Linked DNA regions of Homo sapiens: regions 1 and 2 are each linked to region 3. The links are chromatin loops, found by intact Hi-C in ENCODE. Cell type or tissue: adrenal gland. All regions are shown on one strand.

What was found. Peaks named below come from ENCODE experiments on the same cell type or tissue, not always from the same donor. Only the 100,000 strongest peaks of a DNase experiment are listed, where the experiment ranks them.
Region 1: a loop joins it to region 3, with 3 times the contacts of the local background. A loop is called at or near these places in 50 of 110 quality-filtered maps.
Region 2: a loop joins it to region 3, with 2.9 times the contacts of the local background. A loop is called at or near these places in 101 of 110 quality-filtered maps.

The regions. Positions count from the first base shown.
Region 1 is chr16:8,787,527-8,795,526 of GRCh38, reverse strand. TMEM186 (transmembrane protein 186) reads left to right here. Exons shown (of 2, transcript NM_015421.4): 2 at 1-347. Among named protein-coding and RNA genes, the nearest start is that of TMEM186, 6.1 kb to the left of the region's middle. RefSeq lists a silencer at 3,368-3,547. In adrenal gland, a CTCF peak has its summit at 3,434 (motif pointing right); no DNase peak of the experiment used is centred here.
Region 2 is chr16:8,650,427-8,658,426 of GRCh38, reverse strand. It overlaps a transcript of METTL22 not described here. Among named protein-coding and RNA genes, the nearest start is that of ABAT, 20 kb to the left of the region's middle. In adrenal gland, CTCF peaks have their summits at 3,126 (motif pointing right) and 6,351; no DNase peak of the experiment used is centred here.
Region 3 is chr16:8,877,004-8,885,003 of GRCh38, reverse strand. LITAFD (LITAF domain containing) reads right to left here and starts at 2,653. Exons shown (of 4, transcript NM_001395433.1): 1 at 2,494-2,653; 2 at 1,718-1,794; 3 at 539-681. The coding sequence starts at 648. RefSeq lists enhancers at 2,016-2,516, 4,564-4,853 and a silencer at 6,963-7,078. In adrenal gland, CTCF peaks have their summits at 4,369 and 4,573 (motif pointing right); DNase peaks (open chromatin) are centred at 33 and 4,593; H3K27ac peaks cover 615 bases.

The DNA of each region.
Region 1 (8,000 bases), 89 kb after region 3:
TGTAAAATGGAAAGTCCTGCTTGTTTCATGGGATGGGTGTGGGAATAAACAATAAATGTCAAACGTGTGGCAGACTCAACAGCCTACAGCAGATATTATTAAGCATTTGGTCAGAGGTTTTAGCAGGGAGAAAGGCTTCGAGCAGTCAGCAGGGACTTCCAGAGCCCTGTGCTGTGCCCCTCACATATCCAGCGGCAGAAGGGTCTGTCAGGATGTTAACTACACATTGACGAGCAGATGTCGTCCAGGTAGGCACGAAACCCCAGTTGAGATTTGTTCACCACCCAGAGGTCTAGAGGCTCTTGCTTTGGATGGCCCTGCAGTGTAATAAAGCCAAATGCACCGGATGCTGGTACGTTATTTTATAAACTTAAGCCAGTTATATACATTGCCCCACATAATTAATAATATATGTTCATTATACAATTTGTAACACAGTAAAGAGGAAGGAAGGCATGATCTTTATTATTTTGCCACTCGAAAGTCAATAAGAATGTTTTATCGCTGGGGGCGGTGGCTCACACCTGTAATCCCAGCACGTTGGGAGGTCAAGGTGGCGGATCACGAGGTCAGGAGATCGAGGCCATCCTCGCTAACAGGGTGAAACCGTGTCTCCACTAAAAAATACAAAAAAATTAGCTGGGCGTGGTGGCAGGTGCCTGTAGTCCCAGCTACTCGGGAGGCTGAGGCAGGACAATGGTGTGAACCTGGGAGGCGGAGTTTGCAGTGAGCCGAGATCACGCCACTGCACTCCAGCCTGGGCGACAGAGTGAGACTCCGTCTCAAAAAAAAAATATTTTTTTTTATTGTGTAGCCTTCCATTTTTCTTAACCATACCAAGATACACCTAACAAATTTATCCTTTTAATCATTTTTAAGTGTGCAATTCAGGGACATTAAGTATATTAACAATGTTGTACAGGCTGGGCACACTGTCTCATGCCTGTAATCCCAGCACTTTGGGAGGCTGAGGCGTGTGGATCACTTGAAGTCAGGAGTTCAAGACCAGCCTGGCCAACATGGCAAAACCCTGTCTCTACTGAAAATACAAAAATTAGCTGGGCATGGTGGTGGGCACTTGTATTCCCAGCTACTTGAGAAGCTTGAACCCGGGAGGCAGAGGTTGCAGTGAGCCGAGATTGCACCAATGCACTCCAGCCTGGGAGACAGCCAGACTATCTCAAAAACAAACAAAACAAAAAATGTTGTACAACCGTCACCACCATCTATTTCCAGAACATTTTCATTATCCCAAACAGAACTAATATACCCATTGAGCAATAATTTCCTTCTTTTTCCAGCCCTTGGCAACCACTAACCTGCTTTCTGTCCCTCTGGATTCACCTGTTCTGGATATTTCATATAAATGGAATCATACAATATGTGACCCTTTGTATCTGGCTCTTTTTTTTTTTTTTTTTTGAGTTGAAGTCTCGCTCTGTTTCCCAGGCCAGAGAGCAGTGGCGCGATGTCCACTCACTGCAACTTCCGCCTCACCAGCTCAAATGATTCTGCCTCAGCCTCCCAAGTAGCTGGGATTATAGGTGCCTGACGCCAAGCCTGGCTAATTTTTGTATTTTTAGTAGAGATGGGGTTTCACCATGTTGTCCAGGCTGACCTGGAATCTCTGACCTCAAGTGATCACCCACCTCGGCCTCCCACAGTGCTGGGATTATAGGCGTGAGCCAGTGCGGCTGGCCTGTATCTGGCTTCTTTGACTTGGTGTAGTGTTGTCAAGGTGCATCCGTGTTGTAGCATATGTCAGTGCTATTTCTTTTTTATGGTTAAATATATTTACGGGTGCAGTGTGTATTCTCTGTGTGTGCCACATTTTGTTTGTCCATCTGTTGATGGACATTTGAGTTGTCGTCACCTTTTGACTACTGATGAATGAACATTTGGCTATTGCTGTGAACACTGGTATACGAGTATCTGTTTGAGTCCCTGCTTTCAGTTGTTTTGGGTACGTACTGAGAAGTGGATTAACTGGATCCTGTGGTAATTCTGTTTATTTTTGAGGACCTGCCACTTTTCCACAGCAGCTGTACCATTTTACATTCTCACCAGCAACAGACAAGGGTTCCTGTTTCTCTACATTCTTGTCAACAGTGGTTACTTTTCCTTTTTTTTAAATTTGAGATGGAGTCTTACTCTGTCACCCAGACTGGGTTGCAGTGGTGTGATCTTGGCTCACTGCAGACTCCGCCTCTCAGGTTCAAGCGATTCTCCTGCCTCAGCCTCCTGAGTAGCTGGGATTACAGGCACCCACCACCATGCCCAGCTAATTTTTCTGCTTTTAGTAGAGATGTGGTTTTGCCATGTTGGCCAGACTGGTCTCGAACTCCTGAACTCGAGGGATCCACCTGCCTCGGCCTCCCAAAGTGCTGGGATTACAGGTATGAGCCACCACGCCTGGCCCTTCACTTCGATGCTTCTGTCCTGTGCTTCCATCCTTGCTTTACTTGAGTCCGTTTTTGCAGCTGTCAAAGTGATGCTTAAAAACAGAATCACGTCACTGCTGTGAAGGCTGATGGCCTAATCCACCCTCCCCTTCCCTCCCTCATCCGCACCTCTGTGGAGATCATTCCCCCAGGTCACGACTGCCTTGCTGTTCTCCAGTAATCGAGAATATTCCAGCCTTAAGGCCTTTGCATTGACAGTTCCCTCTGCCTGGAAGGCTTTCTCCCTAGATGCCTGCAAAGAGAACTAACCGCCTCCCCTTCAGTATCCTCTCGGTATAACAGGGTTTTACTATTTATGCTCAAGAAGTGTAGTGAAGATTCAATTATATAGAAGAGACATGTGCATAGCAGTTACACGTGGCTGTTCATTCCTTCTGTACCTTGCCTTCACCTGCCTGTCAGTTCCTTCAGTGACTGTGACTCCCTTCCCCATGAAGAGATAAAGCCTGTGGCTAAAAAATGTCTTAAGAAGTCATAATGATTTGACCTTAACCTCATTAAAACCAAAAATTCTCTCTGTTGGGTTGTAAGTAATGACCTGAGTGAGCCTCACCCCAGGATATTCTGATTATGTCTGGGGTGGATTTCCAGGATCTGTTTTTTTGACCAGCTTGAAGCCAATTCTGAGATTCAGGCAGGCTGGGAATTTCTGAAATACATTACTAGAACAGAAGACACCAGAGTGACACATGGTTCTGTGGACTTTGTGTTCCTGGGCCAATTTTCTGCCCAAAGAATAGGTTCTTAACACTGGCTTTATGTGTAGAATCTCCTGGAGAGTGTTTTAAAAACCCCATTGTCGAAGCCCATGACCAGGCATTTTTATTTTCACGGTTCCCTGGGTGATTCTAACATGGTTGACCATCGCTGCCTTTGGAGAATCACCACTCTGTTAAGTCTGCAAGGGGCTTGCCCTGGGAGGTGAGACCAGATTCTCACCCATGCAGGCATTCCATGTGTGGTCTGCTCATGCAGTACCAGCAGAGGGCACACAGAGCAAATGCATTATTCTAACGCTGTATCCCTAAGCTAAAATCACAGATGTCCACCAGATAACAGGAAATGTGTTAGGGCTTCTGTCATGCACCAGTAGGGTAGTACCTGAGAGCTGCCCCCAAAAAACCAAAGTCAACAACAGAAGCAATAAAAGGACTGGTGCAGTGGCTCACACCTGTAATCCCAACTCTTTGGGAGGCCAAGGTGGGCAGATCGCTTGAGACCAGAAGTTCAAGACCAGCCTGGGCAACATGGTGAAACCCCATCTCTACTAAAAATGTGAAAAATTAGCTGGGTGTAGGGTACATGCCTGTACTCCCAGCTACTGGGGAGGCTGAGGTGAGAAGATCACTTGAGCCTGAGGGGCAGAGGTTGCAGTGAGCTGAGACTGCGCCACTGCACTGCAGCCTGGGTGACAGAGCGGGATCCTGTCTCAAAAAACAAAAAAAACATTAAGTGTGCCCAACCCTTGTTGAATCTGGTAGAACCTGGGCATCTGTTTGTTTATGCTTCCCAGGTTATTCCACAGTACTACAAGTTTTGAGAATCACCCAAAGCCATACAATAGATGGCAAAGCAGCTTCTCAGAAAATGGGAGTTGTCTTTAGATTTGGGTGGTAGATATATTGGCAGTTGCCCCCTTTAACAACAATTATAACATGATTGTCTTAGTTCACTTGGGCTGCTGTAACAAAAATACCGTAGGCTGGATGGCTCAAGCAACATTAATTTTTACAGTTCTGGAGGCTGGGAAATCCAAGATTAATGCGTCAGCGGGTTCATTGTCTAGGAGGGCCTGTTTCCTGGTTGGTAGACAGGCTTATTCCTGCTGTGGTCTCCCATGGCAAAAGAGGTGAGGGAGCTCTCTGAAATTTTTTATAGGGCACTAATCCCATTCATGAGGGATCCACCCTCATGACCTAATCCACTTCCAAAGTTCCCATCTCCAGATATCATCACATTGGAAATTAGGTTTCAACATATGAATTTGGGGGTGACATAAACATTCAGAATATAGCAATAATCTAACAGAAATACTGAAGTGTACATATAAGGATGTTGACTGAAATATTTCCAATAGCAAAAAAACTAGTCCGGGCATGATGGCTCATGCCAGTAATCCCAGCACTTTGGGAAGCTGAGGTGGAAGGATCGCTTGAGACCAGGAGTTCGAAACCAGCCCGGTCAACATAGTGAAACCCCATCTCTACAAAAGAAAAAATAAAACATTAGCTGGATATGGTGGCACATGCCTGTAGTCCTAGCTACTTGGGAGGCTGAGGCAGGAGAATTGTTTGAGCCCGGAAGTTCAAGGCTGCAGTGAGCCATCACTGTGCCACTGCACTCTAGCCTGGGTGACAGAGTGAGACCCTGTCTCAATAAATAAATAAGAAAAGTAAAAACTGGGAATAATCTAAGTTTCCATTAGTAGGCCACATGGTTAAGTAAATGTTGGTAGATTAATATTGTAGTATACATGCAACCTTTAAAAAGAGTGAGATTGTACTGTATCTGTGGAAAAGACCACGAGGTAGGTAGTGAAAAAAAAAAAGCAAGTCACAGAACAGTGTAGTTCTGTGTGATCTTATTTGTGTTTTTAAAAAGTACATGTTGGCCAGGTGCAGTGGCTGTAATCCCAGCACTTTGGGATGCTGAGGCAGGTGGATGACTTGAGGTCAGGAGTTCGAGACCAGCCTGGTCAACATGGTGAAACCCCATCTCTACTCAAAATACAAAAATTAGCTGGGGGTGGTGTCAGACGCCTGTAATCTCAGCTACTCAGGAGGCTGAGGCAGGAGAATTGCTTGAACCCAGGAGGCAGAGATTGCAGTGAGCGGAGATCGCAACATCTCACTCCAGCCTGGGCTACAGTGTGAGACTCCATCTCAAATACATACATACATACATACATTGCAAATTGTGAAGAGTGGCTACCCCCGGGAGAGGATTGAGGGTGAGAGGGGTATAATGAGCACATCATTCATCCTAGCAAATGAAGAAAAACGCTGTAATAAACAGTCTGTTCTTCCATTCCCTTCTCCTCCCACCAGCTTTCTAGGCAAAGGAAAGTTTCTCAACCATGAATTCCAATTCTGGACTCAGAAGCTGAGTAGATGGAAGGAAACATGCAGTCTTTGAAAACTCAGTTAAAGCAGCTGTGATTTAACCATGTTTGTCCCTTGTCAAGTGGCTTTCCTTCTTGTCTGGATTTTGCCCCCGTCTCCCTGCCATGCTGTGGCCATGTAAATAATTTAGATGCCTAGGGTGGTCTGGAGCATGTCCGTTTTATTTTTTTGTTTTTCGAGACAGAGTCTTGCTCTGTCGCCCAGGCTGAAGTGCACAGGTGTGATCTCGGCTCACTGCAACCTCTGCCTCCCGGGGATCAAGCCATTCTCCTGCCTTAGCCTCCCAAGGAGCTGGGGTTACAGGCACCCACCACCACGCCGGCTAATTTTTGTATTTTTAGTAGAGACGGGGTTTCACCATGTTGTCCAGGCTGGTCTTGAACTCCTGACCTCATGATCCACCTGCCTCAGCCTCCCAAAGTTCTGGGATTACAGGCGTGAGCCACTGGGTCTGGCCTGTTTTTCTGTTTGTTTGTTTGTTTGTTTGTTTGTTTGTTTTAAGATGGATCCTCGCTCTGTCACCCAGTCTACAGTGCAGTGGTGCAATCTCAGCTCACTGCAACCTCTGCCTCCTGGGTTCAAGTGATTCTCTGCCTCAGCCTCCTGAGTAGCTGGGGTTACAGGCGCACGCCACCACGCTCAGCCAATTTTTGTATTTTTAGTAGGGACAGGGTTTCACCACGTTGGCCAGGATGGTTTCAAACTCCTGGCCTCAAGTGATCGGCCCACCTTGGCCTCCCAAAGGGTGGGGATTACAGGCGTGAGCTGCTGTGCCCAGCCACATGTCAGTTTTCATATGGCCACCATCCACACATGAGGTCTGCATCAACTGGGGACCTGGTGACGATGCTCCCAGTGTGCACGTGGGAAGCACAGCCCAGTGGTAGCTGTTGTCCTCCTTCCTATGCTGGTTACCAAAAATGAGACTTACCTTGTCATAGGGCCAGATGTCTATGGCATCCGCCACCCAATCATTGCATAACCATGTTTAATGCGCTCCCCAAAGCAGATCTGGTGGGCTGAGCAGCTTGCAGGGGACAGCCTGGATGAATTGCCTGGAGAACTAGAGTTGGGAGCTTGCTTTATGTTGCTGCTTTATGACTGCAAGACTCGTGAGTTCCTAAATAGAAAGCAACAGGGTCCCTTTGAACTCCGGGCAGAGTCCAACTTTTAATGGCCTTGTTTTGATCCTGCGCCATTCAATTGTAAAATCTTGCCTGATTAGAGTCCCATCAGGCAAGGCCAGTACCGTCTAGGTATGGCCATGTTCATACCAACTCTAAGGACACAAACATTCATTTTACTGATTAACAGTTGAAATACACTCTCAGATTCAGCTGGGCTTGCACCTATGGTGTGAAGTAGATTTAATATTTACCAGTGGGAAGTTAACTCTCACAGAAATATAATATTGCCTTTTAGAACTATATATGAGACACACTCAGCTATTCATGGAGAAGAAGCAGTAAAGGACACCAGCATGTATTAAATGCCTACTGTGTGCTGGGCAATTATTATAGGATTTCATTTAATCTGCCAGCAACACTTTGAGTTGGAGAACCCCAGAGAGGTGGTAGAGTGTTCGGGTGAAGCATATGGCTTCTGAAGCCAAACTTCTTGCCTGCTTGAATTCCAGCCCTGCCAATTCCCAGCTGTATAACCTCTTTCTCTGCCTCGGTTTCTTCCTCTGTGAAGTGAAGATAATAACACCACCTACCCAGGATTGTGGGGAGGATTACATGACTTACTACATGAAAAGCACTTAAAATAGTGCTCAGTCCAGGCAAGCACTCAATAAATGTTAGCTAGCAATACTATAATCATCCTTTTTTGGCAGAATAAGGTTCAGAGAACTGAAGTGACTTGCCCACGATCACCCGTCTAGAAAACAGTAGAGCTGGGTCATTCCACTGCCTCCCCAGGGGAAGGACAGAATATAGAAAACAGGCCGGCACAGTGGTTCATGCCTGTAATCCCAGCACTTTGGGAGGCCGAGGCAGGCGGATCACCTGAGCTCAGGAGTCCGAGACCGGCCTGTCCAACATGGCGAAATCCCGTCTCTACTAGAAATGACAAAAAATTAGCTGGGGTTGGTGGTGCATGCCTGTAATCCCAGTCACTGGGGAGACTGAGGCAGGACAATCACTTGAACTTGGGAGGTGGAGGTTGCTGCGAGCCAAGATTGCACCACTGCACGCCAGCCTGGGCGACAGAGTGAGACTCTTGTCTCAAAAAAAAAAAAAAAAAGAAAAGAAAACTGTGACTCTTTAACAATTTTTTTTTGGTTTTGTTTTGTTTTTTGAGACGGAGTCTCGCTCTGTCACCCAGGCTGGAGTGCAGTGGCACGATCTTGGCTCACTGCAACCTCCGCCTCCTGAGTTCAAGCGATTCTCGTGCCTCAGCCTCCCAAGTAGCT
Region 2 (8,000 bases), 230 kb after region 3:
GCACATTTCTGAGCCTATATCCCTTGGGTTCTGGATGAGTTTGCTTTGGTAACAAATGACCACAAACTGGGGGATTAAAACAGTGGAAATGGATTATTTCAGTTCTGTAAACCAGAAGTCCGCAATCAAGGTGTCAGCAGGGACTCACGCCTCCAAAGGCTCAAGGGGAGGGTTCTTCCTTGCCTCTTCCAGTTTCTGGTGATCCCGGGTGCTCCTTCATGTGGCAGCATCACTCTGATCTCTGCCTTCATAGGCCATCTTCACTGTGGTTCTCAAATCTCCCTCTCCTTTCTCTTATAAAGACATCAGGGGCAGAGCACGGTGGCTCATGCCTATAATCCCAGCACTTTGGGAGGCCAAGGTGGGAGGATTGCTTGAACTCGGGAGTTTGAGACCAGCCTGGGCAACATGGTGAAACCCCGTCTCTGCTAAAAACAGACAAAATTAGCCAGGCATGGCGTCACACGCCTGTATCCCAGCTACTCAGGAGACTGAGATGGGAGGATAGCTTGAGTCCAGGAGGTTGAGGCTGCACTGAGCTATGATCACACCACTGAACTCCAGCCTGGGTGACAGAGAGAAACCTTGTCTCAAAAAAAAAAGAAAGAAAAGAAAAGAAAAAAGAAGGACACCAGTCATTAGATTTAGGACCCGCCCTAAATCCAGGACGACTGTCAAGACCCTTAACTTAATTAGATCTGCAAAGACCCCTTTCTCAAATGTTTCCAAGTTTCCCATTCATAGGTTCTGGGGTTTAGAACGTGGACATAGCTTGTTTAGGGCCACCATTCAACCCACTATAGTTTCAAAAAGGTGGAAAACATCCTTTGTCTTCAGTTTCTCAGGACTGACTGAAATTGTTTTGAACTCCATATAGTAGACGAAAAGGAACCTGGTTTTATGGGGGACAAGTCTTCCTGCCTTTAGTTAAAGAGGGACAGGACAAAGGCTGAAACCACAGGCAAAGCTATTGTTGGTGTTTTGCAAACTTCAGCCCCCAAGATCACCATCTTTGTGACATTTGCTATTCCTGCTTCCCACTTACATTATTACTTAATATTGTATTTAACTACGCACAAATTATTAACTTAGCCTCAACCGAGAATAATATCCTTCATGTCCCTGGTTTTCAAATGCAAGATACATTTTTCTCCCAGAATACACAAAACAGGGCATGATGGTGTGGTTCAACAACTGGACTAGCTTGGAGGGTGACTTCAAACAGGTTTTGTGAGGTCTTGTAATGACATCGATCCTCCCTGAAGTGGCATCTTCCTCTCTTATCTTGCTGTAAGAAGGGCTCAGCTGTGGTTTAGATGTCTGTTCCCTCCCAAACAACTCATGATGAAGTGTATTCCTATTGTAACAGTATCAAGAGGTGGGACTTTTAAGAGGTGATTAGGGCAAGAGGACTCTGTGGATTAATCCTGTTATCACCAGAGTGGGTTTGTCTTCTCGGGAGTGGGTTCCTTATAAAAGGACGAGTTTGACCCATGTTTACTTCTCTCTCGTTCTCATCCTCTCTTTACTGTTCTACCATGTGGCGCCTTCTGCTGTGCTATCATGCAGCAAGAAGGCCCTTGCCAGATGCTGGCCTTTAGCTCTTGGACCTCCCAGCCTCAGAACTGTGAGCCAATACATTTCTGTTAATTACGTTACCCAGTCTGTGGTGTTCTGTTATAGCAGCACAAAATGGAGTAAGACAGCTTCCTGGGTTGTCAGGAGGGCATTGGAGCCGCAGGGCACAGCCCAGCCCAGGCCAGCACTGCTGGAACATCACTCACTGCAGATGAAGGTGGAGTGACAGGGACTGGCTGCTCTCCTGCTGAGGTAACTGGAGTCTCAAACCTCCTCTCCCATCTTCACAGCCCACACAGCTGTTTTCTCAGAAGCAGAGAATCTTACTCTGCAAGTTCACATTAGAATCCCTGTGTCCCAGGTTTTGCCTAGTGGCTGTGCTGGAGCTTAATCTTTGCTTCTCCAATAGTTAGTTGTGCAGTTGGTGCCTGAGGTCTACTCACGCAGGTCTGTGGGGGAAGTGGGGAAAAGGCCCTCAGGGTACAAATAAAATCATTTAGGAAGTGGGGGTGGAGGAAAGGACTAATCCCTGGAAGTGGCATCCTGCTACATACATGTCAATAGGATAAACTTCAAAATGCTTTTCTCTTAAAACCTCTCTGCGCCAGGAACAGTGGTGCACACCTGTAGTCCTAGCTCCTTGGGAGGCTGAGGTAGAAAGACTGTTTGAGCCCAAGCAGTTCGAGGCCGTGGTGCACTATGCTCATGCCTGTGAATAGCCACTGCACTCCAGTGGGCAACATGGCGAGACCTGTCTCTAAAACAACAACAACAAAAACCTGCCACATACCACTGGTATCCTAACTCGCCATACTTTGGAGAACACTGTGTTAGAGCAAAGATGTGGTCATCAGGAGAATTTACCTTGGTGGAGGGCATGGTGGTGAGTCTTCAAGAACTATGTCTTGTCAGAAGACACAGTCCTCCAAGCCAGAAAGCTAGGCATCACCCTCAGCCCTCTCCTCTTCCTGAATCCCCCAAATGCCTCAGAAATAAATCTTAGTTTGCACATTTAGGTGGATAATAGATTGAACGGCTTTGTTTAGAAGAGCACCTGGATGGAAGTTGGTGCTCAATGGACATCAGCTGTGGGTATGAGAACACGATCTCTGCATCACAATGCTGGCGGGCTTGCCCACTTCCTTCCAGATTCAGTGCCTCTTCAGGGCAAGGATGTGTCCTTTGCATCTCTCTTGTGGGCAGCCTCTGAGATGGTCCCCAGTGATCCCACCTTTGGGTATTCCCACTCTGTGTAATCCCCTCCCCTTGAGTGTGGGCTGGACTTAGTGACTCACTTCTGAAGAACTGAATGTGACAAAAGTGACGGAGTGTCACTTCTCAGATTAGGTTACCTCCCAGTAAACTCTCTCTATTCTTGTATGCTTGCTCTGAGAAAGCTGCTGTCATGTCCTGGCTTTATCAGAGGCCCCCTAGAGAGGCCCACATGGCAGAGAAATGAGAGAAGTCTGTGGTCAGCAGCCAGTGAGGAACTGAGGCCCTTAGACCCATAGCAGGTGAGGAACTGAATCCTGCCACCAACCACAAGAGGGAGCCTCAATGTGGATCCACTCTTAGTTGAACCTTCAGATGAGACCACAGCTGAACTCCTTGTAGCCTTAGCAGAGGTCTTAAGACAGAGGCACCCAGTTAAACTAAGCCCAGATTTATGACCCACAGGTACTGTAAGATAATAAATGTTTGTTGTCTTAAGCTTCTAAGTTTTGGGGTATTTTGTCATGCAGCAAATAGATAATACAGTTCCTTTCCCCAATGCCCCACACAGGGCTTGGCTTATTTTAGAGTCTTCTAACTATTGGGAAGAGGCCCAGCAGGTTTGAGTTACTCCCTTTTTTCCCTTCCCACATGGTGGCTGGATTTATGTCCACCTTCAGTTTGCTGCTATGTCCATTAGCGTTCTCTGTAAAAATGTAATGGGCTAGAAACATGGATAAAACTTATGGTGGAACTTCAGCCTTTAGTACAGATCACGGCCACACTCCCCTGGGTCTGGACATGACAAATTTCCCACTGGGGAACCAGACAACATGGAGTTCAGATGAGCCTGGCATAGTCTCATTCTATGCATTCTGAGGCTCAGTTGGAGGAGCACCAAGCCCAGGGTCTTGTAGCCCCAGACCCACCCAAGGGATGATTTGCCCTCTGAACTTTTCTCTGAGTCTTTCTAGAACCTTTGGGCTAAAATAAATTTTATTTCCCAAAAGCTTGGCTTGATCTATCTGTTTTCAAATACAGCTCTTGTTAGAGAGTAGCATTTTGGCTGTGTGTGTATGCATGCGTGCATGTGTGCACATGTACTTAATTTCTTTTAACTTTATTTTTAGTAAAAAAGACACAAAAATAACCCATGTTTGTAAAAACAAAATACATGTATATAACATAAAGGGCAAAGTCTCATCAATTCCATTCCCCCAATTCCATGCCCTGGGGTTAATCAAGGTTAACCATGTGGTATGTAACTTTCCACCTATAAACACATACCTTAGAGCTGCCATTTATAAGTTATGTGATGATGAGCAAATTACCAGGAGTGGTGAAGAGCCTGGGGGATAAATTCTTAGACTATAAAGCCAAACTTCTCAGGTTCAAAGCCTGGCTCTATCCCTCACAACTTATGTGACCTTGGGAGAGTTACCTGGCCCCCTTGCCTACTCCCTCCTTAGTTTACCCATCTATGAAGTGGGGCCTCACGTGAGTGGAGGGATATTTACTGAGCTAATGTATCTAAAATGTTTAGGACAGTTGGCTATCACCATCTCGATCCTCTGAGATCTCCCATTTTGCTTGAGCCTGTTTTTTCTTTTTTTGAGATGGGGTCTTGCTCTGACACCCAGTCTGGAGTGCAGTGGTGTACTCATGGGTCACTGCAATTTCAGCTTCCCACATTGAGCTTGGTTCTGAAGTCAGGCTTTCCACAAAATTCTTCCCTGATATCATCCTTCTTCCTGGGTTCTCACTACCCAGGTGTTTAGATATAGGAGATGGTCCCAGTGTTCCTGTCTCTAAGTCCTGGTCCTACTGAAACGTTTCAGTAGCTTGAGCCTTGGAAATGATGGGGAAGCAGGTTTAACTAACTGAGTCTTAGTTAATTAAGGCTTTACTATGTATGGTAGCTTTAGAATAAAGTTGGATTTTAATCATTACCACTCAGCCACTTAAAATCTCCAAATCCTTCCCATGGGAAACCAATTCAAGATCCACTTCAACCAGGCATCTAGTAATCAATAGAGACTGATTGCCTTATTAATTTGTACACTGAACTTTACTTGGCTTTATTTCCGCTGCCTTTAATCACTGATGAAAGAATAGTTTCTTCTTCCATGTTTTATACCCTTTCCATTCATCCCATCAATATTTTCCTGTCAACACAGAAGTCATCACTGAATGCCAGATAGGCCTGACAAGAGTGTGTGCCCATGTGGGGACAGAGATCGGTGCTGTCCCCAAGACTCCGAGGCACCTGACATCACCCAACTCCATAGGTCTCTTTCAATCTAAGGGGCTGATCTTGCCCCCTAAAATTCCAGTTTAGATATTAAAACTTAGCGTTGTCCCTTGTGATTTTAACAGAGGGTTAAAATTCACAAAACTGTCAGAGTGATTCATCAGTCTGTTTATCAGTAACTAGTGTTAGAAAAGCAAATTCCTGCTGACACCTGCTTGGGGCCACTGTACCACACTGCCATGTAAGAAACAGCACAGTCTGGAAGGCCTCCCTGGTTGAAGCTGGGATCCACTGCCTGCTTCCAATATCAGCAGCACCACCGTTTGCCCGGCGCATGCATTGGTTGAGCAGCAGAAGTGGGTTTGAACTGGCAGTCACCTGAGATGCAACAGGCTTTAATCTAAGAGCACATTTACTTAGCATCTAGAAGGCTCAGACAGGAAACACAGCATCATCATCCCGTTGGGAAGACCACCTCCCAGGCACATAGCCATAGCTCCTTTTGCCCTTCCCCATTCAGGGGACACATGGCTGCTGCAGCCGACAGCCAAGATGTGTGTTGTGTGTGGATCACTGATGCACAGACCCATAAGCTTGGTTACCTACTGATATTTCCATCACAGTCACTCACATAGGGCCAAGGTATGGCCACCTACTCCCAGCTCCCTTAGTTTAGATGAGTCTAAAATTAAAAAAATTTTTTTTTTAAAATAATTATTTGTTTTAAATAACATGAGAATGGGTCTCACTATGTTGCCCAGGCTGGTCTCAAACTCCTGGCTCAAGTGATCCTCCTACCTCGGCCTCCCAAAGTGCTGGGATTACAGGTGTGAGCCACTGCACCTGGCCACACATGAGGGTTTCACAGCAAGCAAGGGCAAGGGCACACACTACATCTCACTTTTTTTTTTTTTTTTTTTTTTTTTTGAGACGGAGTCTCCCTCTGTTGCCCAGGCTGGAGTGCAGCGGCATGATCTCGGCTCATTGCAACCTCGACCTGCTCGGTTTAAGCGATTCTTGTGCCTCAGCCTCCTGAGTAGCTGGGATTACAGCTGTGCACCACCACGCCCGGCTAATTTTTGTATTTTTGGTAGAGATGGGGTTTCACCATGTTGGCCAGGCTGGTCTTGAACTCCTGACCGCAAATGATCCTCCCACATTGGCCTCCCAAAGTGCTGGGATAACAGGCTTGAGCCACCGCGCCCGGCCTACATCTCACTTTTATCTGGACTCTATACTGAAGAGCATGAACTCTGAGGCTGTGTCCCTGGCAGCATTTCTCCCCCAACTGGCAGCCCGTGGAAGTGGAGTGGAGCTGGGATCAGCAGGATAAAGCATGACTTTTCTTTTTTGCTTGTTTTATTTTAAGTTCTGGGATACATGTGCAGAATGTGCAGGTTTGTTACATAGGTATATGTGTGCCATGGTGGTTTGCTGCACCTATCAACCCGTCATCTAGGTTTTAAGCCCTGCATGCATTAGGTATTTGTCCTAACGCTCTCCCTCCTCGTCCCCCATCCCCCAAAAGGCCCCGGTGTGTGATGTTCTCCTCCCTATGTCCTTGTGTTCTCATTGTTCAACTCCCACTTATGAGTAAGAACAAAAGCATGACTTTTCTCTCTCTCTGAGGGTTGCCCAGGTCCTCCAAAATCATGCTCGTGTACAACACGGAACCTGAAATTGAAGTCAGGCTTTTTCCATTTGACTTTTCAGATTTGCTTTTTGTCCAGCTATTGCTTCAGGATAGGGTGGCAAACAGGATCCCTTTTATTTATAGAGAGAGGGAGAGATTGCTCCCAGTGATGTCTCTAGCAGGTGATGATGTGAGACAATCCAACCTTACAAATCACACAGGCTGCAAGGTGCAAGTTGAAAATTCCGCCAAGCCAAAAACTCTACCTTAGGACTAAGTCTGCAATTTAATGAAAACTTCACCAGGGCCAAGTATGACTCTAGGCATCTTTCATGGATCATTTAGTATGTTTTTTTTTTTTTTTTTGAGACAGAGTCTTGCTCTGTTGCCCAGGCTGGAGTGCAGTGGCTCGATCTCAGCTCACTGCAAGCTCCGCCTCCCGGGTTCACGCCATTCTACTGCCTTAGCCTCCCGAATAGCTGGGACTACAGGTGCCCGCCACCACGCCTGGCTAATTTTTTGTATTTTTAGTAGAGACGGGGTTTCACCATGTTAGCCAGGATGGTCTTGATTTCCTGACCTCATGATCTGCCCACCTCGGCCTCCCAAAGTGCTGGGATTACAGGTATGAGCCACTGCGCCTGGCCCATTTAGTATGATCTTTACAATAATTCTGTGAAGAAAGAATTCTTACCCTCTTTTTTTCCCATTTATTTATTTATATTATTTTTTGAGACGGAGTCTCGCTCTGTCACCCAGGCTGGAGTGCAATGGTGCAATCTTAGCTCACTGCAAACTCCACCTCTCAGGTTCCAATTCTCCTGCCTCAGCCTCCAGAGTAGCTGGAATTACAGGCACGCCACCATGCCCAGCTATTTTTTTGTATTTTTAGTAGATACGGGGTTTTGTCATGTTGGCCAGACTGGTCTTGAACTCCTGACCTCAGGTGATCCATTTGCCTTGGCCTCCCAAAGTGCCGGGATTACACGCATGAGCCACATCTGGCTTTTTTTCATTTATTGATAAATGAAATTTTGCATATTATGGGGTGCATATGAATGTGTTTTATATACACAGAATGTGTAATTATCAAGCCAGGGTATTTGAGGTATTCACCACCTTGAGAATTTATAATTTTATGTGTTGGGAACATTTCAAGTTCTCTCTTCTAGCAACTTTGAAATACACAATATATTGTTGCTAACTGTAGCCACCCTAGTCTGCTACCAAACATTAGAAGGTATTTCTTCCCTAAGTTTGTACCCATTCACCAACCTATCAAGAAGTTTTACTATTTTACAGGTGAGGAAACTCAGGTTCAGAGAG
Region 3 (8,000 bases):
CCTCCCCTGCCTCAGTCTCCTGAGTAGCTGGGATTACAGGCACGTGCCACCACACCCGGCTAATTTTGTATTTTTAATAGAGTTAGAGACAGGGTTTCAGCACATTGGTCAGGCTGGTCTATAACTCCTGACCTCAAGTGACGCACCCACCTCGGCCTCCCAAAGTGCTGGGATTACAGGCATGAGTCACCGCGCCTGGCCCCTCTGTGTGTTTCAAAACTCCACAGCTGAGAGGTAAGAGCCATCCTGAACCCGCAAGCTCTTGGCTGCTGGTGACAGCAGCAGCTGCCGTGGGTGTCCTAAGCTGGCTGCTTTGTAGGCATCACTCACCCCTCCACTCCCTGCTGTTCTCATGGGAGGTCCCTGGGTCAGAGGGCTGCCGCCTCCTCTCAAGGAGGTAATGGCCCCACCCAACTGGCCTCCCCTATGCTTGGTCCTGCTATTTTCCCCGAAAGCTCCCCCTACCCTGCAGGGACCCACCCGGACCCACCCCTACCAATGCTCAGGCCTCTGCAGCGGCGGAGGGGCGGCCACTCACCCGAACAGGAAGAGGGTGGTACACAGCAGCCAGGTGAGGGCACCCGGGACAAAGGTCGTCACCGTGATGATGCGGTTTCCACAGTAGGGACACACGGCCTGCACCGGCATGGACGTCCCCACCACGGACATGCCGGCATACAGCTGTGGGAGTGGGAAGCGGGAAGCAGGTGGGACCCCCCGGGGCCAGGACCCCTGTGGCTTCTCAATTCCCATGGGCTGTCGGTGCTCACCTGAGATGGGGAGATGCTGGGATCTGGAGACTGGGGACCTGATATGTGGGGGTGTGGTGTGGCTCCCCCACCCCGGTTTGGAGGAAACTAAGGAAAGAAGTGTTCTTAGCTGGAAGTGGGGTTTCCAGTGGGCTCTAAGGGTGCTTTTTTCTTTTTTCTTTTTATTTTGGAGACGGAGTCTCACTCTGTCGTCCAGGCTGGAGTGCAGTGGTGCGATCTCAGCTCACTGCAACCTCCGCCTCCCGGGTTCAAGCGATTCTCCTGCCTCAGCCTCCTGAGTAGCTGGGACTATAGACATGTGCCATCACACCCGGCTTATTTTTGTATTTTTAGTAGAGATGGGGTTTTGCCATGTTGGCCAAGCTGGTCTTGAACTCCTGACCTCATGCGATCCACCTGCCTTGGCCTCCCAAAGTTCTGGGATTACAGGCCTGAGCCACCGCACCTGACCTAAAGGGTGCTTTTCAATGGTGACGTCATCTTCACTGTGCCCTCCAGGAATCTATCCAACCCAGCAGTTCTGAATCTGGAGACTGCCTGAGAATTCCTTGGAAAATTTGTTTAAATTCCCAAAACCCAGGCCCCACCTGGGGGGCTCGGCCTTCCCCTCCTCTGTGGCCTGAGGGGTGGTGTGTTTGCAGAGTAGAGAACGGGAGTCTACTCCATAAAAATTTCCTGAGTGCCTACTGTATACAGGCCCCATCCACCAGTGATTTCCCTCTGGAGAGAGATGCTTCGGTGGCCACTGGCAACACAGCCAGCATGGGAGCAGGGGCAGCTGGCCAGCTGCGGGGTCCCACAGCTACGGGGTCAGGGGAGGAGAACTTGCCAGAGGATGTGCTGTTTGGGCAGAGTCTTGGTCAGAGGTCAGGAAAGAGAATATTCTGGGCAGCTCCGAGCAGGGGACAGAAAGCGACAAGGGAAGGCCGGCAGGGGCACTCACCTACCTGAACAACTTGGGGGCCTTCAAAGTACATCTGGTGAGGAGGACCATAGGGAGGAGGGGGACCAGCAGGATAAGGATCTTTAGGAGAGAGAAAGAAAAGCACCCTCAGATCAGTGGGCTCACTGTATGCCAGGGACTTAGCTCAAAACTTAGGCCCGGATGCAGTGGCTCACACCTGTAATCCCAACACTTTGGGAGGCCAAGGCAGCAGAGCACCCGAGATCAGGAGTTCGAGACCAGTCTGGCCAACATGGTGAAACCCCATCTCAACTACAAATACAAAAATTAGCCGGGCACAGTGGCGCACGCCTGTAATCCCAGCTACTCGGGATGCCGAGGCAGGAGAATCACTTGGAAAACAGATTCTGAAAGATTCGGTAACTTTCCCAATTCCACACCAACATGGCCAGGCAGCCCCAGGGCCAGGACAGCCTCTGCCTCCTGCTGCCTCCACGCTCAGCCTCGGTTGTCTCTGGCCACGGGCAGGAGCGTCATACCTGATGTGGGGGAGTCATTAGTCTCATTTGGCGACTTCCTTGCAACACTTTAAGGGAGAGTACAGCACGTTGAAAGCCCCACTGCCCAATGGTCTCTATTGGGTTCCGTGGCCCCCTGATTGGTGGGGACAGTAGGATTTCGGGGAAGGGTGGTGAGGACTGAGGGCAGCCCCCAGCTCAGCACAGGGACCCTCGTCTCCTCTCTGCTTCCTGCGGTCTCCAGAGTAGACTTCTTCCCGGTCCCTGCCAGCCCTGGCCCCTGAATGAGGGGAGCCCTCACCCGGGGATGATTCCATCCTGGTGCTCTGGAGGGCCTCTGTCCCAGCAACAGTGCCTGGGCAGCACCGTGTTCTGAGCTCCGAGTGCTCATGTGCTTATTTCTAGGAATTCTCATGAGGAGGCCCGGTTGCCAGGAGGTGTGAGGAGCTGGGGCCACACCTGTCCACCTCTTGCTGGGCCTGGCTCCAGTAGAACAGCCATTGTGATGTGTGCCTTCACTGTGGCCTCATCCTCACTTCCTGCAGGAGGAGGGCAGGGGCTTCCCGTGGGCATGGCTTGAACAGCCTTTGGAGATGGCCCTGCTCCATGTTTCCACGGCCCCACATGGTGGGTGGGTGGGAGATTGCTGACGGCTGGGTGGGGAAACTGATCAAGGGTCTGAAATATAGTCCTGTTAGAGCCCAGCCATTCTGTTTGGAGGAATTTATCCTGAGGGAGCTAACCAGATGTATGTGAAGATCTAATTGTAGCATGTTCATGTCCTCTTAGGAATGTGGCTGGGCACGGTGGCTCACGCCTGTAATCCCAGCACTTTGGGAGGCCGAGGCAGGCAGATCACTTGAGCTCAGGAGTTTGAGACCAGCCAGGCCAACATGGTGAAACCCTGTCTCTACTAAAAATACAAAAATTAGCCGGGCGTGGTGGCACGTGTCTGTAATCCCAGCTACTCAGGAGGCTAAGGCAGAAGAATCACTTGAACCTGGAGGCAGAGTTTGCAGTGAGCCCAGATCGCGCCACTGCACTCCAGCCTGGGCAAGAAGAGTGAAACTCCATCTAAAAAAAGAAAGAAGAAATGTAGGTATGTATAGGTTCATATGTCCACACATATTCATGGTGTAAATGTGTGTGTGTTTACCTGCTCAAAAGTCCAGTCTGCCTCCTGCTTATTCAGCTTTATGAGCTTGGGCAAGGTCCCACTTTTTTCTTTTTGCCTTGAGACAGGGTCTTGCTCTGTGGCCCAGGCCAGAGTGCAGTGGCGTAATCATAGCTCACTGTACCCTCAAATTCCTGGGCTCAAGTCTTCCTCCTCACCTTAGCCTCTGGAGTAGCTGGGACTACAGGTGCTTACCACCATGCCTGGCTAATTTTTTCTTATTTTTAGTAGAGATGGGGTCTCACTATATTGCCCAGGTTGGTCTTGAACTCCTGGCCTCATGTGATCCTCTTGCCTCGGCCTCCCAAAGTGCTGGGATCGCAGGTGTGAGCCACCATGCCTGGCCCCCACCTTTCTTTAAACCTCCATCCCCTCCCTGCCTCATCTGTAAAATAGGGGTAATAAGAAGCTCATAGGGTTGTTGTGAAATCAGATGACATAACCCAGGTGAGGGGTCTGCTCTTGATGTGGTCCATGAAGCCAGCATTCTTTTTTTTTGCCTGCTTCATTTTCCCTTCATAATGAAGCCAGCATTATTATTGTAAAATGCAAATGGCTTCAATGGCTCAGAAGAGGAACTCCCAATTATAGACCTCATCCTCTGCGCCAATGGCAGGCCAAGGGCTTTACACAAGGATACAGCCAGGAAGGGCAAAGTCAGGATTAGATGCAGCTGTGGGACACCAATCTGATGCTACCCCAGATCCTTTTTTTTTTTTGAGGCGGAGTTTTGCTCTTGTTGCCCAGGCTGGAGCGCAATGGCATGATCTCGGCTCGTGGCAACCTCTGCTTCCCGGGTTCAAGCAATTCTCCTCCCTCAGCCTCCCAAGTAGCTGGGATTACAGGCATGTGTCACCACACTGGGCCCATTTTGTATTTTTAGTAGAGATGGGGTTTCTCCATGTTGGTCAGGCTGGTCTCAAACTCCCAACCTCAGGTGATCTGCCCGCCTCAGCCTCTCAAAGTGCTGGGATTACAGGCGTGAGCCACTGCTCCAGGCCTGGGCTTCCTGTACAGACTTGAAGTTACACATTTTGGGAAGGGTTAGGGACCGCCTCCTTCCCTGGGGATTTTGAAGCGATGGTCCCCCTAACACACGTCGGGACCCCAGGCGTGATGTCTGAACTGGGGAAGCCTTGAGGGTGAATGGATGAGGGAGCTGATGGGGGGATGCTCTCTGGCGCTGCCCTTCCCGGCCATCGCCACCAGGGGGCAGCACCGGGCTTCCATGAGTCCGCCTCAATTTCTCCCTCTTCAGGTTCTGTGCCCCAAACCCTGCCATGGGGCGAGGACTCCTCTCTCCCACCCCATAACCCACAGGCCCGGCCGGAAAAGGTGGCAAAGCCAGCCGAGGTCACACAGCACGGCTGCGGGAGAGCTGAACTAGACCCCAGGCCCTCAGCACCCAGGGCACAGTGCCCCACCAGGAAGCTGCATGGGTCAGGGCTTCTGGAAGACTGGATTTTTGTGTTTTTTTTTAAACCTCTTCATCCCCCAGGCCGGGCGCGGTGTCTCACGCTTGTAATCCCAGCACTTTGGAAGGCCGAGGCGGGCGGATCACGAGGTCAGGAGATCGAGACCATCCTGGCTAACCAGGTGAAACCCCGTCTCTACTAAAAAATAGAAAAAATTAGCCGGGCGTGGTGGCGGGCGCCTGTAGTCCCAGCTACTCGGGAGGCTGAGCCAGGAGAATGGCGTGAACCCGGGAGGCGGAGCTTGCAGTGAGCCGAGATCGCGCCACTGCACTCCAGCCTGGGCGACAGAGCGAGACTCCGTCTCAATAAAAAAACAAAACAAAACAAAAAAAAAACACCTCTTCATCCTCCAAATAAGGCCTGGCACAGAGGAGGATGAAGTTGGTCAAACTGTGGGCTCTCTCCGAGCTGTATGACTCTGAACAGGTGTCTTCTCCTCGGTGAGCCTCAGTTTCCTCCCCTGCAAAAATAATACCTTCTGCTGAGAGTGTTATGAGCTGGGCACGGTGGCTCACCCCTGTAATCCCAGCACTTTGGGAGGTCGAGGCAGACAGATCACCTGAGGTCAGGAGTTCGAGACCAGCCTGGCCAACATGGCGAAACCCTGTCTCTACAAAAATACAAAGATCACCTGGGTGTGGTGGTGCACAGCTGTAATCCCAGCTACTTGGGAGGCTGAGGCAGGAGAAGGAGGAGGTTGCAGTGAGCTGAGATTGCACTCTGGCCTGGGCAACAGAGCAAAACTCAGTCTCAAAGAAAAAAGAAAAGAACAAGAAAAAAAGATTGCTTAAATGACTGAAGAATGAAAGAAATCCATGGGTCGGGCGCAGTGGCTCAGCCTTGTAATCCAACACTTTGGGAGGCCCAGGCATGAAGATCACTTGAGGTCAGGAGTTCGAGATCAGCCTGATCAACATGGTGAAACCCCATTTCTACTAAAAGTACAAAAATTAGCCGGGTGTGGTGGCATGCACCTGTAATCCCATCTACTTGGGAGGCTGAGGCAGGAGAATCGCTTAAACCCAGGAGGCGGAGACTGCAGTGAGCCGAGATTGCACCACTCCACTCCAGCCTGGGTGACAGTGAGACTCTGTCTCAAAAAAAAAAAAAAAAAGAAAGTTATCCACGTGAAGCACTTACCTCCATACTTGGCACATGGAAAGCTTGCAGTAAGTTGGCAATTAATATTAACATATTAACAAGAACCATGACAATCAACTCAATTAGCAGAGTCACAAAGGCCAGGGCAGGGGGCAGGCCACCCAGGAATGCAATGAGCCTGGAGTTTTGGCAGCTGGGGACCTGGGGAGTCCCGTGTGGGGCCTTTCCTGCTATGTGATTTAGGGCACCGGACTCCCGTCTCTGGGCTACGCTTTCTTTTGTGCAATGAGGAAGACTCTGTGGCCAGGGCTGTTTATGGGAAAAGGAGATGGGACATTTTTTCCTTCCTACTCATCTTCTTTTCCCAGAAGGGCCCAGCTTGAGCAGAGGCGATGAGATAATAAGGAAGAAGGAATTGGAGGAATGAGCTGTACCTGTAATTATTGCACAATCCGTGTGGGGGGTTGGGTTACAGAGGGGCCTGGATTACAGAGGGGCCTGGAGATGGGGCAGTGGCTTGTTCCTGCCTGGGGAGGGGCTGGCTGCCCCCAGAACCCTGCCTTCCTCACTCTGGCTCAGCAGTGGGGTCCCATATATCTCATCTGCATGTGGACCCTGGAGTCCTAGGGTGGGGACTTGCTGGGTCATACTGGGGCATCCCCTAACCTCTCTGGGTTGAATTTCCGGTTCTGCTAACCTCCCAGACTGCCTTACCTGCCAGCTTGTGGTGGGGAGTGGATGGGTCGGGCAGGATGGGGGTGAATGAGGTATAGGGGCTGCTGTAGGCACCACCCTCCCTACTCCAGCCACATTGCTTACTCAGGGAGAGAAAAGTAGGGGGAGGAATTCTCGTTCCCAGGAACTGATGGAGGACCCCCAGCTGAAGGGAAGAGGGTGTTTCAGGGCCATTTCTTCCCCAGCAGCTGCCGTCTGTCCATCTATCCATCCCTGCGTCCCGTTCCCTCAGAGCCTGGAGGTCTGCCTGGTGGAGGAGGAAGGGCTATCTCCAGATTGAGAAAGCCTCAGGGTGTGGATGTGATGGGAGAATGTGGTTGTGTGTGCTTCCACCTGCGTGTATTTGTGTGGGAGATGTGTGTGTCGGGTGTGTGGAGTGTCTGTGTGTCAAGCAGCATTTTTTTTTTCTTTTTTAGAAACAGTCTTGTTCTTGTCACCCAGACTGGAGTGCAGTGGGGCGATCTCAGCTCACTGCAACCGCCACCTCCCAGGTTCAAGCGATTCTCCTGCCTCAGCCTCCTGAGTAGCTGGGACTACAGCCATGCACCATCACGCCTGGCTAAATTTGTGTATTTTGGTAGAGATGGGGTTTCACCATGTTGGCCAGGCTGGTCTCGAACGCCTAACCTCAAGTGATCCTCCTATCTTGGCCTCCCAATATGCTGGAATTACAGGCGTGAGCCACTGTGCCCGGCCCGCCCTCATTCTTTAACGTGCATTTATTGAGCACCTAATATATGCCAGGCACACAAAACTGAGCAAGGCAGATGAGGTGCTTACTTACCCCAAGAAGCCCACATTTTAGTGAAGGAAACAGATGCCAGACACATTCTTCTTTTTTTTTTTTTTCTTGAGATGGAGTCTTGCTCTGTCACCCAGGCTGGAGTGCAGTGGCGCAATCTCGGCAAGACTCCGTCTTGGAAAAAAAAAAAAAAAAGAAAGTGCCAAGATCCACTTGCTGTTCTGACAGGACCCCCGAGTCTACTGTGCAGAGGAACAGTGGCGGGGATTGGGCCAAAGACAGGAGGTGACTGTCCAGAAGGAAGTGGCCCTAACAGAGAGCATGGACACTGTACAGGGGAAGCAAGTGTGCCCAGAGCCTGAGGTCCCAGCCCCCTCTTCTCTGAGACCCCTGGCAGAAGGATGCTTCCTGGGGAGGGGGCTTCATCTACACGGCTTGTGGGGGGCGCAGTGGGGCAGCACAGGGGCCCAGGTTCCAGTCCTAGCCTGGCCCGCAATTGCTGCATGGTTTGGGGGGAGCTGATCCGAGCCTCATTTCCCCATCTGTAGAATGGGACAATAACTCTCCTGCCCACGTTCCCC